Linked DNA regions of Homo sapiens: regions 2 and 3 are each linked to region 1. A link is a contact called in ENCODE Hi-C or POLR2A ChIA-PET data. All regions are on one chromosome and are shown on one strand. The core of a region is the stretch at or near the end of the contact, and the rest is flanking DNA. Distances in the headings are between cores, read along the strand shown. Region 1 has its middle 64 kb from the start of MIR8079. Region 2 holds the start of NUFIP1 (nuclear FMR1 interacting protein 1). Region 3 has its middle 10 kb from the start of TRE-TTC2-1.

The links. A loop is a pair of places that touch in the nucleus more often than their neighbours do. ChIA-PET counts read pairs that join two places held with the same protein, here RNA polymerase II (POLR2A). Pooled maps may share reads with other maps.
Region 2: a pooled map shows a loop between it and region 1 (5-fold over the local background). The contact joins the promoter of NUFIP1 here to the enhancer-like site in region 1. A Hi-C loop is called at or near these places in 1 of 168 maps with a recorded cell type or tissue (PC-9), 1 of 37 single-sample maps with no recorded cell type and 4 of 50 pooled maps. POLR2A ChIA-PET finds 5 or more read pairs at or near these places in 1 of 52 experiments (GM10248).
Region 3: POLR2A ChIA-PET joins it to region 1 with 12 read pairs in WTC11. The contact joins two enhancer-like sites. A Hi-C loop is called at or near these places in 7 of 168 maps with a recorded cell type or tissue (B cell, CD4-positive, alpha-beta T cell, CD4-positive, alpha-beta memory T cell and 2 more), 4 of 37 single-sample maps with no recorded cell type and 13 of 50 pooled maps. POLR2A ChIA-PET finds 5 or more read pairs at or near these places in 2 of 52 experiments (OCI-LY7 and WTC11).

Annotation. Positions count from the first base shown.
Region 1 is chr13:44,257,770-44,262,286 of GRCh38, reverse strand. No RefSeq gene overlaps it. Among named protein-coding and RNA genes, the nearest start is that of MIR8079, 64 kb to the right of the region's middle. Within about 2 kb of position 2,491, at least 16 of the 41 ENCODE cell types and tissues checked have a DNase peak (open chromatin) inside an H3K27ac peak, as active enhancers do.
Region 2 is chr13:44,986,857-44,991,373 of GRCh38, reverse strand. NUFIP1 (nuclear FMR1 interacting protein 1) reads left to right here and starts at 1,903. Exons shown (of 10, transcript NM_012345.3): 1 at 1,903-2,349. The coding sequence starts at 1,938. It overlaps GPALPP1 (GPALPP motifs containing 1), which reads right to left and starts at 1,836. Exons shown (of 8, transcript NM_018559.5): 1 at 1,632-1,836. The coding sequence starts at 1,719. RefSeq lists enhancers at 1,090-1,726, 1,653-1,842, 2,033-2,102, 1,727-2,365.
Region 3 is chr13:44,926,160-44,930,676 of GRCh38, reverse strand. No RefSeq gene overlaps it. Among named protein-coding and RNA genes, the nearest start is that of TRE-TTC2-1, 10 kb to the right of the region's middle. Within about 2 kb of position 2,541, at least 2 of the 41 ENCODE cell types and tissues checked have a DNase peak (open chromatin) inside an H3K27ac peak, as active enhancers do.

The sequences.
Region 1 (4,517 bases), core at 1,242-3,741:
ATAATATTTCATTTGCCCCTCACAATGATTCTAGGGAAACGTATTCTCTCTTTTCTACTTTACAGAGCGAGTACAGAGGCATCATGCAAGGTCACACAGCTATAAGTGGCACAGCTGGGGACTCACCCGGGCTGTCTGGCTCCCGAGTTTATGCTCTTAATCAGTACCACCTTAGGGATGGGATGGTCAACAACACAATCAGGAGGTGGGTGAGGGTCAGCCCTCCCCTGAGCTGGGTGCACTGGAATACACCTACCATCCCCTGGTCAGGGCTCAGGCCAGCACATGGGGCTGATTTTGTGAAAAGTTGTAAGCATAAGCAAATAATGGGTGTTTGCCAAGTTGAAGACAGGCATAGAATTGAATCTTCTGTCTCTCCTAATGTCAAATAATGAAGTAGACAGTCGTATTCTTGGCATATTATGAATTTCTTGTTTTCTAGTTGGACAGAGATCAAGGGTCTCTTGGTTTAGAATCACAGGACCAAGGGATAATGCAAGGCCTGTTAAGACCTTTTGGTGCCATTGGCCAGGACCACATGGAGCAGGGGGTCATTTTGGTATTAAACAGTGACTGCTGGTCTATCCTCTAGGGGGTGATAATCTCCCCTTCCTCTTCTTGATGGACATTTATTCAATAGTCACCAAGGAGATTCAGCAATCTGGGTGTCCTACAGCCTAGATATGCTGTCCTGTGTTGTTGAGGTTTATGCCTGGACTTTGATTGATGCCAGCCCCTCCAAAGGCTCTTTCCACAGCTGTTGCTTCTGGTTGGATGGTGCACTCACTGTGCTCAGCACCTCAGGAAGGGATTGAGGGTTGTGAATAGTGGAGATGTGTAGGGAGAGTAGGGAATATGTTTCACTGCCAATATACAAGCAGTATATCAGATTTGGGAATTCTACTGGCAAGGGTTGAGTCTTTGCTTGTCACCGGGCTAAAAGTTGCTTCACCTTTCCAAACATCAGCTTCCTCACTTACCAAGTATAACCACTGCATTGCAAGTTGTTGTCTCGATTAATTGAAGATGCTTGCCATACAGTAGGGACTCAACCATGTTAGCTTCTCCCCCCAGATGCTAGGGGCTGTGTGCTTTCATGGAAAGAAATGCTTCTGCTAGACTTAATTGACATCATCTTTGGTGGGTCTTTTCTTTGCTTCTGACCACACGTCTTTTAAACTTGAGATGCTTTTATGCTTCCGGGTAACAAGCAAAAGTCAGGCCAAGGAGGAAGCAAAACTAGGATTTATTGGTGGGGGGTCATGGAATAGGGATGTTAGAGATTAGCAGAAAAGAACTGCAATGATTTAAAAAGGCAAAAAAAAAAAAAAAAAAAGAATATCCTGGAAAGAAATAATTACATTTAAGTTGATTTCATTGTATCAAGTCTTAGAGTGCTTTTAAAATTATGGTTTTATGTCATGTTCTCAAGTGCAGCCTCAATGAAGAATCAGTCTCCCAGAAAGATTCAAACAGTTGAAATAGGGGAATTAGAAGATGAAGACCTTAAAAAAATCACCCACCAGCATGGGGATGAGGAGAGAGAAGCATCTTCACAGGCTCAGAATCCTATTTGATCCCAGATTCTTCCCCAAGTCAATATTCATTTAACACACTTGTCCCAGGGGACAGAGCTGGTTAACAGGAAATGTGCCCTTGAAGAGTTAAAAAATTATCTTACTCTTCTTCCCTGCAGATTTTAGTTTTCCCACCAACTGTTTAGTAGCAAGGAGCAACTGATGCGTTATGCTGTGTCTTTCCTATGGGAACACGCAGTTTGGTGGCAAAGAAACAGAGTAAAAAAAAAAAAAAAGTTACCCAAGTGGAATTGACAAGGGTGAAGGGATTCTGATTGGCCAATGTAGAATGTTAGAAAGTTATTCATGGAGACAAAGCACACAGATTTAATTTAATATTGATTTCAGCTTCAGGAGGAAAAAACTGCTCTTGCAGCTGAGCGTGGTGTCATGCAGAAATCTGTTTTTTCATTAGGAGCAGGACTCTCTTCTCCTCCCCATAGCCTCCCCACATGCATATCTCTTACACTGGTGGCATTTTGAGGGGCTGTTTTTTCACCCCAAGGGCAATGGAGGGCAGCACATATAGTGCATTCCGTCCAAGTCACCCCTGGAGAGTGACCAGGAAATCCCACACAGAGCAATTCCCTGAATCAGATGTTTTGCTATCTTATAGCCTAGGTTTGTTAGGATTTTCTCTAACAAGCCTAGAGCCTGTTCTTAAAATGACTTTTAATAACCATCACTCTGGTTTTGCCTCCTTGACACAAGGGGGTTTAAAAATAACCAGTGTTAGGATCAGACACCAGGTTCACTATCACTCTGGTACCCATTTCTGGTGCATGTTTTCCTTTTAAGCCATGAAGAAAATGACATCATTCAGGGCCCTGGCTGCTGTGTGTGGTGTCTTCCTGTATCTCCGAGCACAAACACTCACCCATTCATCCCCTGGCTGCCTGACCACCTGAAAACGTGACTGATACAGAAATAGTGCCAGGCAAGGAACAGGTGGGTGAGCTGAGCTTGGGGTCCTGCCAGCCCTCCCATCGTGGAATAAGAAATCTTGCGAATAAACACCGTATGATTTAATTGAATCTGAGCGAGAAGATAGGGTTTTTACAGAAACTAATTATGGCAGGCAGCTAGGCATATTAGTGCAGTAAATCTCGCTGATGTCAAGCCCTGGAGCTGCTGCTGTGTGGTGTTATTTTCTCTCTTTCTCTCTCTCTCTTCCTTTGCTCCTCAGTTTCTTTCATTCAATCTCTCTCCACTTTCTTTCACCTCTCTGCCTTCTTCTTGGCATGCTTAGATTTCAAATGGGGGGACAGCACCCGTAGCCCACTGATTTCCCTGTATCAGGTCGATAAACATATATGGTTCTGTGTGTGTAAAAGTGTGTGCATGTGGTTGTGTTTTGTCCTCTCTGCCTGTAATGGGAATGACAATTCAAGATAGAAATGGTATAATGAGTCATCTATAGCAGGCAGGGGTGGGGGAAAGTGGTGGGTACAAAAATGATTCAGACAAACTCTCTGCCTTCTTATCATTGGTGACATGGGGGCGGGGGCAGTGGTTATGAAAAGGGGAAGAAGAAAGTTATGTAAACAGCTGTCTTGGAAACATCAGGCAGAATGAGGTACAGTCGCCATGAGACTGCAGAGAGAGGGGTTTTAATGTTGACTACAAGATCTGGATCTAGCGTCATTAAGCTCCTTTCCTTCAAGGCCGCTTTCTGTTTCACTTAGGAACAGAACACTTGACTAAGGACTATAAGTAAATAAACTCGTAAATGCACTTTTTATTTCCTTAAAAAGTCTGGATGTAAGTGGCCCCGGAGTTTGTTGGCTGACTTGGTTATCTTTCCAGGCTTTCCCAGCCTCTCCATTGCCATGCTCCATGCTGCTGGCTTTTGTCCTCATGCTTCTTGGTTTTAGGGTGCTTATTGGTGGTTTCCGTCCTTGCATGAGCATCATAAGGGCAAATCTTCTCTTTATTAGGCTCTAGATTTTTATTTTTTAAGAAACAAAAGTCTTTTCTAAAGCCCTCAATACTTTTTTTTTATATTTCCTTCTCAGTCCATTTGGTCTACTATAACAAAATACTGTAGAGTGGGTAATTTATAAACAACAGAAATGTATTGGTAAGAAGGGAGGCTGGGAAATCTAAGATCAAGGAACCAGCAGATTTGGTGTGTGGTGAGGGTGCGTTTCCAGGTTCATAGATGGCGCCATCTTGCTGTGCCGTTACATGGTGGAAGGGGCAAGGTGGCTCTCTGGGGCCTCTTTTGTAAGGACACTAATCTCATTCATGAGGGTTCCACGCTTATGACCTAATCACCTCCCAAAGGCCTCACCTTCTAATACCACCACCTTGGTGATAAGATTTCAACATATGAATTTTGGTTTGGACAAAAACTTTCAGTTCATAGCAGTAAGTATCTAGCAAAGGGGAATGAAAGAGAGCCATGATTCCTTTCTTAGGGATGGTTGCATTGTCACCCTATTAAAATTAAGATTCTCCCATATATATCATGTTTTGTCCTATACATACATATATACCTAGAATATAGTTTAGTTTATAAATTAGACACAGGAAGAGATTAACAACAACTAATAATAAAATAGAACAGTTACAACAATATGCCAGCCTCACTATTCTTGTACTTTGGGGCCATTATTAAGTAAAATAAAAGTTACTTGAATACAAGCACGGTGATGTGACATTGGATCTGATAACTGAGTGACTAATGGGTGGGCAGCATACATAGTGTGGATACACCCTGGACAAAATAGTGATTCACGTTCCTGGGGGGATGGAGCAGGATGGTGTGAGATTTCATCACGACACTCAGAGTGTCATGCGATTTAAAACTTATGAGTTATTTATTTCTGGAATTTTTCATTTAATATATTTGGACCATAGTTGACCATGGGTAACTAACATGCAAGAATAAAGGGAGACTACTGTATACCCATGCTCATAGAAGCATTATTCACAATA
Region 2 (4,517 bases), core at 654-3,153, 730 kb before region 1:
CCAGGTTCAAGCAATTCTCCTGCCTCAGCCTCCCAAGTAGCTGGGACTACAGGTACGTGCCACCATGCCTGGCTAATTTTTGTATTTTTAGTAGAGACAGGGTTTCACCATGTTGGCCAGAATGGTCTCGATCTCTCGACCTCGTGATCCGCCCGCCTCGGCCTCCCAAAGCGCTGGGTTCACAGGCGTGAGCCACCGCACCTGGCCTTATTTTATTTTTTTAAAGCTATCTCCTACAGGAAGGAAAGCATAATTTTTCACATTTACTTTTATTTATTTATTTATTGAGACAAACTCTCGTTCCGTCGCCCAGGCTGGAGCGCAGTGGCACTCTCGGCTCACTGCAACCTCCGCCTCCTGGGTTCAAGCGATTCTCCTGCCTCAGCCTCCAGAGCAGCTGGGATTACAGGCGCCCGCCACCACGCCCGGCTAATTTTTGTATTTTTAGTAGAGATGGGGTTTCAACATGTTGGCCAGGCTGGTCTTGAACTCCTGAGTTCAAGTGATCCGCCCCGTCTCAGCCTCTCAAAGTGCTGAGATTACAGGCTTGTGCCACCTCGCTCAGCTGGAAGGCATAATTTTTAAAGTGGTTATGACAGAAATTATATTGGAAAGGGGCCTGTAGTAGAAACATAGCCTCCGGGTAGACCAGGAAGAAAAATTAGATTCAGAAATGGCAGGGTTACTCTTTCAGCTTTACTCTTCTCCAACTGGGTGTCGGTGCTAGTCTACAAATGTGAATAAACATTAAAGCAGATAGGTATGCATGCCGGAATCCGAGAAGCATTCGTTTCGTATATACCAAGTGCCTGTTGCGTGTTCAGGTAGAAGACCATAGTGCAATGGTGGAGACAGATTATGTCGACAAATTATTCAAATACAGTGTACTAAATATGCAATGTAATTAGGAAAAAACCCGAGGGCAAAAAGAAAGGCATGACAATGCTTCGGGGAATCTGGAAAGGTTTTATTGGTGTGACATTTAAGTTGGGCCTTGAAGGATGGGGAGAAGTTTGTCAGTTATGTTTAGGAATGCAACCAGAGGAAGCCCAGAAGCCTAGAGCGTTAAGGAATTGCGCAGCAACTCAGACTGGATTGAGTATTGGGCTGTGTTTGTCAGATGCAATAACAGAATGAGAGGCTAGGAAGGCAGGTCGGGGGCTGGAGAGAACAGGATCTGCAAGGTTCTTGTAATCAGAAGGCAATATGGCACAGAGGTTAAGAGAACCGCTTCCTTCTAAGTCGCGCTCCATCACTTGCTAGCAGTATGATCTAGACACTGGCATGGGCTTGGGCGTACCCATTTGCAACATGGGAAAATAGTTTTTTTCTTATACGGCTTAAATGACTGAGTGGGTATCAGTCAGTTAGGGCAGCGTGCAGCTCATATTAAGGCTAAATGAGAATGTATTATCATCACGAAGCCAAACCACGCCAAAGCTCGTTTCTAGGAGGGTCCCCCAGCCTCCTCCCCCCTGCTACTGTTTGGGAAGAGAAAAGTTCTCTCGGGTCAGGCCGCGCCCACTCCCCACTCCTCCGCCCTCCTAGGCCTCCGACTTTCTTCAGCGAGCAGGGCCCGGCCAGGGAGTGGGTAGATGGGCCTGGTGGGCAGCGGAGACGCCGCCGCTTACCAGGGCTCGGGTCCCGCTCTTCGTCCTCCGCTGTTCCGCGGGCCTTGAAGCCGGGCGGCAGGGCCGGTCCGATCAGGTCTCTTGCCATCCGCGGTGGCGGACACTGGTCACAGATATGAGTCTATCCACGAACGTCAACCCTATCCAAAAAGAATCCCGCGATCAGCAGCGAAGAATGGCAGGTTTCCCGGCGCCGAGAAATGACGTAAAGCCTGTGGTTGGCTGAGCCTTGTAGTTCACGGTAAAGGAAGTGACGCCTAATGCTTGCTCCACAGTCGCGTGCTAGACTCCGGACCCGCCAGTGGTATGGCTGAGCCGACTAGTGATTTCGAGACTCCTATCGGGTGGCATGCGTCTCCCGAGCTGACTCCCACGTTAGGGCCCCTGAGCGACACTGCCCCGCCGCGGGACAGCTGGATGTTCTGGGCAATGCTGCCGCCACCGCCACCACCACTTACGTCCTCGCTTCCCGCAGCCGGGTCAAAGCCTTCCTCTGAGTCGCAGCCCCCCATGGAGGCCCAGTCTCTCCCCGGGGCTCCGCCCCCCTTCGACGCCCAGATTCTTCCCGGGGCGCAACCCCCCTTCGACGCCCAGTCTCCCCTTGATTCTCAGCCTCAACCCAGCGGCCAGCCTTGGAATTTCCATGCTTCCACATCGTGGTATTGGAGACAGTCTTCTGATAGGTTTCCTCGGCATCAGAAGTCCTTCAACCCTGCAGGTAGGCTATTTTTCCACGTGAGTCGACCCCTTTACCTTTTTCCCCCGTTCTTTCCTCTCCCCTTTCTCTGCTTCCTCTCTCTACTCTGCCTTGCCTCTGCACTCTTGGAGTCTGGTCATTAGCATCTCAAAGCAAAGTGAGACCCCCGTCTCTACAAAAAAAATAAAATTAGCCAGGCATGGTGGCATGCCTGTGGTCGCAGATGCATGGGAGGCTGAGGCAGGAGGATTCCTTGAACCCAGGAAGTCGAGGCTGCTTTATCAACTAAGTTTATATAATATTGTAAATCCTTTGTTCTCAAAATATGTCTGACTAGAATGTTTTCCTGTTGACTGTTAATTCCATTTAGCAGTTATTTATTGAATTCCGACTATGTACCAGAATCTGGGTATATAGCAGTGAGCAGAACATACAAAAAATATTATGGAGCTTAATATTATCTCTCTTGTGTAGGAAGACAGACAATAAGCAAAATAAAATATTGTGCATTAGAAGGTTGAGTGGCATGGAGAGAGATAAAACAAAGAAGAATGGTAAGTAGTGCAGGATTTTCTTTTTTTCTTTTTTTTTGGAGACAGAGTGTCGCTCTGTCGCCCAGGCTGGAGTGAAGAGTAGCGCGATCTACTTCACTCCAGCCTATGCAGTCTCTGCAGAGAGGCTCACTGCAACCTCTGCCTCCCGAGTTCAAGCAATTCTCATGCCTCAAACTCCTGAGTAGCTGGGACTACAGGCCCACGCCACCACACCCGGCTAATTTTTTATATTTTTAGTAGAAAGGGGGTTGCCCCGTGTTGGACAGGCCTGTCTCTAACTCCTGAGCTCAGGCATCCGCCCGCCTCAGCCTCCCAAAGTGTTGGGATTACAGGCATGAGCCACCACGCCGGGCCAGGTAGTGCAGTTTTAAATGTCATTGTTAGTCATAAGGAAGGTGACATATGAGCGAAGACTTTAGGGAGGTGAGAGATCACAGCCATGCATACAACTGGGAGAATAGGGGTACGGGCAGAAGGAACTGCAAGTGCAAAGGTCTTGAGGCTTAGAAGCTATACATCAGAATGGGAACCAGTGTGGCTACAGAGGACTGAGTCTGGAGTATAATTGTAGAAGATGGGGGAGGAGGGTAAGACCTGGTATGTCTTTGTAGATCGTGGGACTTTGACTTTTACTGTTGTGAGGTGGGTAGTACAGCGGATTGACATGACCTGATTTACGTTTTAAGAGGATTAATGTGTCTGTTGGTGAGAACTGACTGAAAGGGAAACCGGTTAGGAAGCTATTGTAGTTACTTTTCTAAACAAGAGATATTGGAGACTTGGACCAGGGTGAAGCCCAAGGGATGGTGAGAAGTAGTTGGATTCTAGATCTGGGGATACCTTGGAGCTCTTGTGGGTTCAGTTACAGACCACTGCAGTAAAGCAAGTCACACAATTATTTTTTTTTTGGTTTTCCGTTGCATGTAAAAGTATGTTTTCCTGCAGATCCTATGGGGCAAAAAAGTTATTTTTACATTATACCATAGTCTAGTAAGTGTGCAATACCATTATGTCTTAAAAAACAACTTACATACCTTGATTAAAAAATACTTTAGGCTGAGCAGGGTAGCTCACACCTATAATCTGGGCACTTTATTTATTTTTTTTTTTAATTTGTTGAGACAGAGTCTCTGTTGCTCAGGCTGGAGTGCAATGGCGTGATCTTGGCTCATTGCAACCTCCACCTCCCAGGTTGAGGTGATTCTCCTGCCTCAGCCTCCCGAGCAGCTGGTACTACAGGTGCCCGCCACCATGCCTGGCTAATTTTTGTATTTTTAGTAGAGACAAGGTTTCACCATGTTGGCCAGGCTTATCTCGAACTCCTGACCTCAAGTGATCCATCCTCCTTGGCCTCCGAAAAGTGCTGAGATTACAAGCGTGAGCCACTGCACCCAGCCTAATCTTAGCACTTTGAGAGGCAGAGGCAAGAGGATTGCTTGAGCCCAGGAGTTTGAGACCTGCCTGGGCAACAAAGTGAGACCCCCGTCTCTACAAAAAAAATAAAATTAGCCAGGCGTGGTGGAATGCCTGTGGTCCTAGAAGCATGGGAGGCTGAGGCAGGAGGATTCCTTGAGCCCAGGAAGTCGAGGCTACTTTATCAACTAAGTTTATATAATATTATAAATCCTTTGTTGT
Region 3 (4,517 bases), core at 1,292-3,791, 670 kb before region 1:
TAGGAAACAGCAATCACCCTTGGGGCTGGGTGAACAAAAGTCAGAAAAAATATTTTTTGAAACTTAGGGGCTTGGAGCAGGGCCCTGCAGGGTGAGGACTCAGCCCTCTGGGCTAGGAAGGTCCCGCTTGGCTGGCCCCGATGCCTCATGCTGAGGAGGGGATGCCAGCCAGTAGGTGCTGGTGTCTCTGAGCAGAGAGAGATGGGGAGGAGGTGGTGAGGCTGCTTCTGGAAATGGTGGAAACACTGGAAGCAACTGCTGCTGCCGGGATGAGGTGGTGTGATCATGGTCACTCTTAGGAACAGGAAGCCAACAGCTCCCTTCCTCTAGTACCCCTCCTGGCAGAGCCAAACAGAGACAGCCAGCTGCCAAAATAAGCCTGGGCTGCAGAGTCCCAGTCCCAGCATCCCAAAGGATAAAAAATAATCAGCACAGGATTTTAAAAGGCTATTTGACTACAGGTTAGAAAGTGGGAGGAGGGAGTGGCCTGGGAGGGAGTTGGGCAGTTGCCTAGGGGTCCTCCAGCATTAACTTGAACTTGAATCTTTCTTTAGGTCGGGGAAGGGAGCAGCCATGGACAGCTGACTTGGTAACATGGGCGATTACCAGGACTATTTTGTAGAGCATGCTGGAAGGAGGCAGAAAGAAACATGTTCATATGCTGCAGGGAAGATGGCCCCACTGGCTACTTTTTAAGATTGCATACAATTTTATGGGCTTTGCAGAGAACTGCGCAAATTCCCGTGTCTGTCCCCCACCCTGTTAATGACTGCCATATTGTAAGAGAAAGAACTTGGCAGATGTTTGATTATGCCTCACCCACCATTTGTGGCCCACATGACTTTCACATGAACTGATTTGTAAACTATAAAGCAGTATGCAAATGAGAAGTGGTATTTATTATTTGTATCCTTTCTGGCCATTGGCTGAGTTCCAGGCAGATGATGGGTTTCTATCTTCAACAGAGGATTTCAGAGGAGATCAAAATTACAGAGAGTAAACACTCAGAACTTATAAATTTTTGTTTTGTTGTTTTATTGTTTTGCTTTGTTTTTTGATTTGTTTGAGATGGAGTCTAGCTCTGTCACCCAGGCTGGAGTGCAGTGGCATGATCTGGGCTCACTGCAACCTCCACCTTCCGAATTCAAGCGATTCTCCTGCCTCAGCCTCCCGAGTAGCTGGGATTACAGGTGCCTGCCACCACACCCAGCTAATTTTTGTATTTTTAGTAGAGACGGGGTTTCACTGTGTTGGCCAGCTGGTCTCGAACTCCTGACCTCATGATCTGCCTGCTTTGGCCTCCCAAAGTGCTGGGATTACAAGCGTGAGCCACTGTGCCCGGCCAGAACTTATAAAATAAACAGGATAGTTTTACACTCTTCCGATTCGGTGTTTACACATAATGGCCATTCTTTTGGAATCTAGAATTTGAACCCAGATAAACTGGGTGAATGTCTTAAAAAAGAGCGGTAGTGCACATACTGTTGCAGTTTTAAAATAGCTGTGAACTGATTTTGACCATATATGTATTTGAAAGCTTTATAATGGAGGGTTTAAAATTTATTTACTTTACTTTTTTTTTAAATTTTTTATTTTTTGAGATAGAGTTTCACTCTTGTCACCCAGGCTGGACTGCAGTGGCACCATCTCGGCTCACTGCAACCTCCACTTCCTGGGTTCAGGCAGTAGTCCTGCCTCAGCCTCCCCAGTAGTTGGGATTACAGGTGTGTGCCACCATGCCTGGCTAATTTTTGTATTTTTAGTAGAGATGGGGTTTTGCTATGTTGGCCAGGCTGGTCTTGAATTCCTGAACTCAGGTGATCTGCCTGCCTTGGCCTCCCAAAGTGCTGGGATTACAGACATGAGCCACCGTGCCCGGCCATATATTTATTTTAATTGAATAGAACTTATTATAGTGCTGGTACTGAGTACTGGACAAAAGCTCAGGCCACATCAGGCTTTCCTGATGGATGATCCGAGGTGTTTCAGGAGCCAATCTGAATCTAGGTAAAGAGCATTGTCATATTGCGATGCTGTTATGTTCGTCTTTATTATACTTACTCAATTTATTTTGTAGTTCTGATTGTAAATGTGGAAGGCTGATTTCATTCTTGTTATTGCCATGTGGCTTTAGTTTAATAGCTATCATAGGTGAAAATTTAATTAAATCAGTACCTGGATTTCGTTTACAGATCCAGATACTGATTTAATTAAATTCTCACCTATGATAACTATTAAATGTTATTTAATGTTTATATACATATAATATTGGGTGTTATATATTATTTTACCACTCCTCAAACAGAGCTGGGAAACTGTTTTTCCAAATGCAGAGGATGCACACAGTTCTGAAATGCCTCTGGTGTGTTTCTAAATTTAAAATAAAAGAAGGTCTGAGGAGAAAAGCTATCACCCAGGGTTAAGCAGATGATGTGAAACTCTTCTGTCTGGTTGACTGGCATTGCTCTCGGTTTTTCCAAGGCATAGCTCTGTCTTTTATCCTTCAGAACCATTTACTAAGCACTTCTCTGGCAGTATCCCAGGCTCTGAGCAATCTTGGGAAACAAACATAGCCACTGTTATTTATGTTAATACCCCGTGATAAGTATGTGTACCTGTAAATAAATAATGGACCCATAAACACTGTAGAGAGAAAAGGGGAACCGGAGTTTTTTGGGAGGGGGCTGGTATCGGAGACTGCATGAAGGTGATTTTCTTTCTTTCTTTCTTTTTTTTGAGATAGAGTCTTGCTCTGTCGCCCAGGCTGGAGTGCAGTGGTGTGATCTGGCTCACTGCAACCTCCGCCTCCCAGGGTTCAAGAGATTCTCCTGCCTCACCCTCCCTTGTAGCTGGGATTACAGGCGCCTGCCACCATGCCCGACTAATTTTGTATTTTTGGTAGAGACAGGATTTCACCACGTTAGCTGGGCTGGTCTTGAACTGCGGACCTCAGGTGATCCACCCGCCTCGGCCTCCCACAGTGCTGGGATTACAGGCGTGAGCCACCGCACCTGGCTGAAGGTGATTTTCAAAAGGATTTTAAATATAAAAGAGATATCTTGCTCAAATAGGTGAGGTAGGAGAGATGCTACAGTGAGGAAAAAACGAAGGGAAAATTTAGCATTGTTGGGCCTTAGGAGAGGGGCGCAGACTGGTAAGTGGAAGGAAGAAGTGAGGGGACGCTGGATTATATCTTGTCGTGCAGAGGAGTTTTGAAGCTGCAGTGAGACTGCTGACCCTCTTGGAAATGAGAGACTGTGTACACAGATGGGCAATGGCTGGACCACATGTAAAAATGGAGCTCTGGCCCGCAACCTGCAGCAACCTGCCCAGGAAACAGCCCCATCTCCATAATAAACAGCCCAGGAAACCAGCCTGCTGTAAGTCAGACTTGGAGGAAGTCACACTGCTATCTCTAGAACAATCCAGGAAGCTAAATAGTAGCTTCTGTACTAAGAAGCCCCAGGACTTGATTAATAACTTACAGCTCCTCTAATTTTTTGAAATAGGGTCTTTTTTTTTTTTTTGAGACAAGGTCTCCCTCTGTCACCCAGGCTGGAGTGCAGTGGCGCGATCTCAGTTCACTGCAACCTCTGCCTCCTGGGTTCAAGCGATTCTCCTGCCTCAGCCTCCTGAATAGCTGGGACTACAGGCATGCGCCACCACAGCCAGGCTAATTTTTGTATTTTTAGTAGAGACGGGGTTTCACCATATTGGTCAGGCTGGTCTCAAACACCTGACCTCAGTTGATCCCCCCGCCTCAGCCTCCTAAAGTGCTGAGATTACAGGCGTGAGCCACCGCGCCCAGCCTGATATAGGATCTTGCTCTATTGCCCAGGCTGGAGTGCAGTGGCACAATCTTGGCTCACTGCAGCCTACGCCTCCCGTGTTCAAGCGATTCTTGTGCCTCAGCCTCCCGAGTAGCTGGAACTATAGGCACGCGCCACTGTGCCCAGTTATTTAAATTTTTAGTAGAGATGGGGTTTCGTCATGTTGGCCAAGCTGGTTTTGAACTCCTGGCCTCAAATGATCTGCTTGCCTCGGCCTCCCAAAGTGCTGGGATTACAGGGCGTGAACCACCACGCCCAGCCTCTAATTTTTGTTCTTACTTTTAATTTAGGACCAACCAGAGAAAGCCAGATATGCCCCCACTAAAATCCCATAAGATGTTCCTCTTCTAGTTAGCCTGCTCCCATGCAGACAGCCTCCAATCAAGGCACACCTGAAACCTTCCCTGTTTCTCACTTTAAAGCTTTCCCGCTCCTCTGCCTGCCTTGGAGTCTCACCAAAACACAAGCGATGGTGGCTGGCTCCCTTGCTATGGCAAGTTCTGAATAAACCGCTTTTAACTTTTCTCATTTAGTTGTCTTTGTTTATTTCCATAGGAATATTGCTGCTGGTGGTTCGGATTCATCTGCTGCGTAGCTTCTCTCTTGCATTTCTGCTTCTACTTTGGCAAGCACTGTTCCTTGCTCAACGTTTTGTCCAGGGAAATAGGGGAAAAGATTAATAGCAAT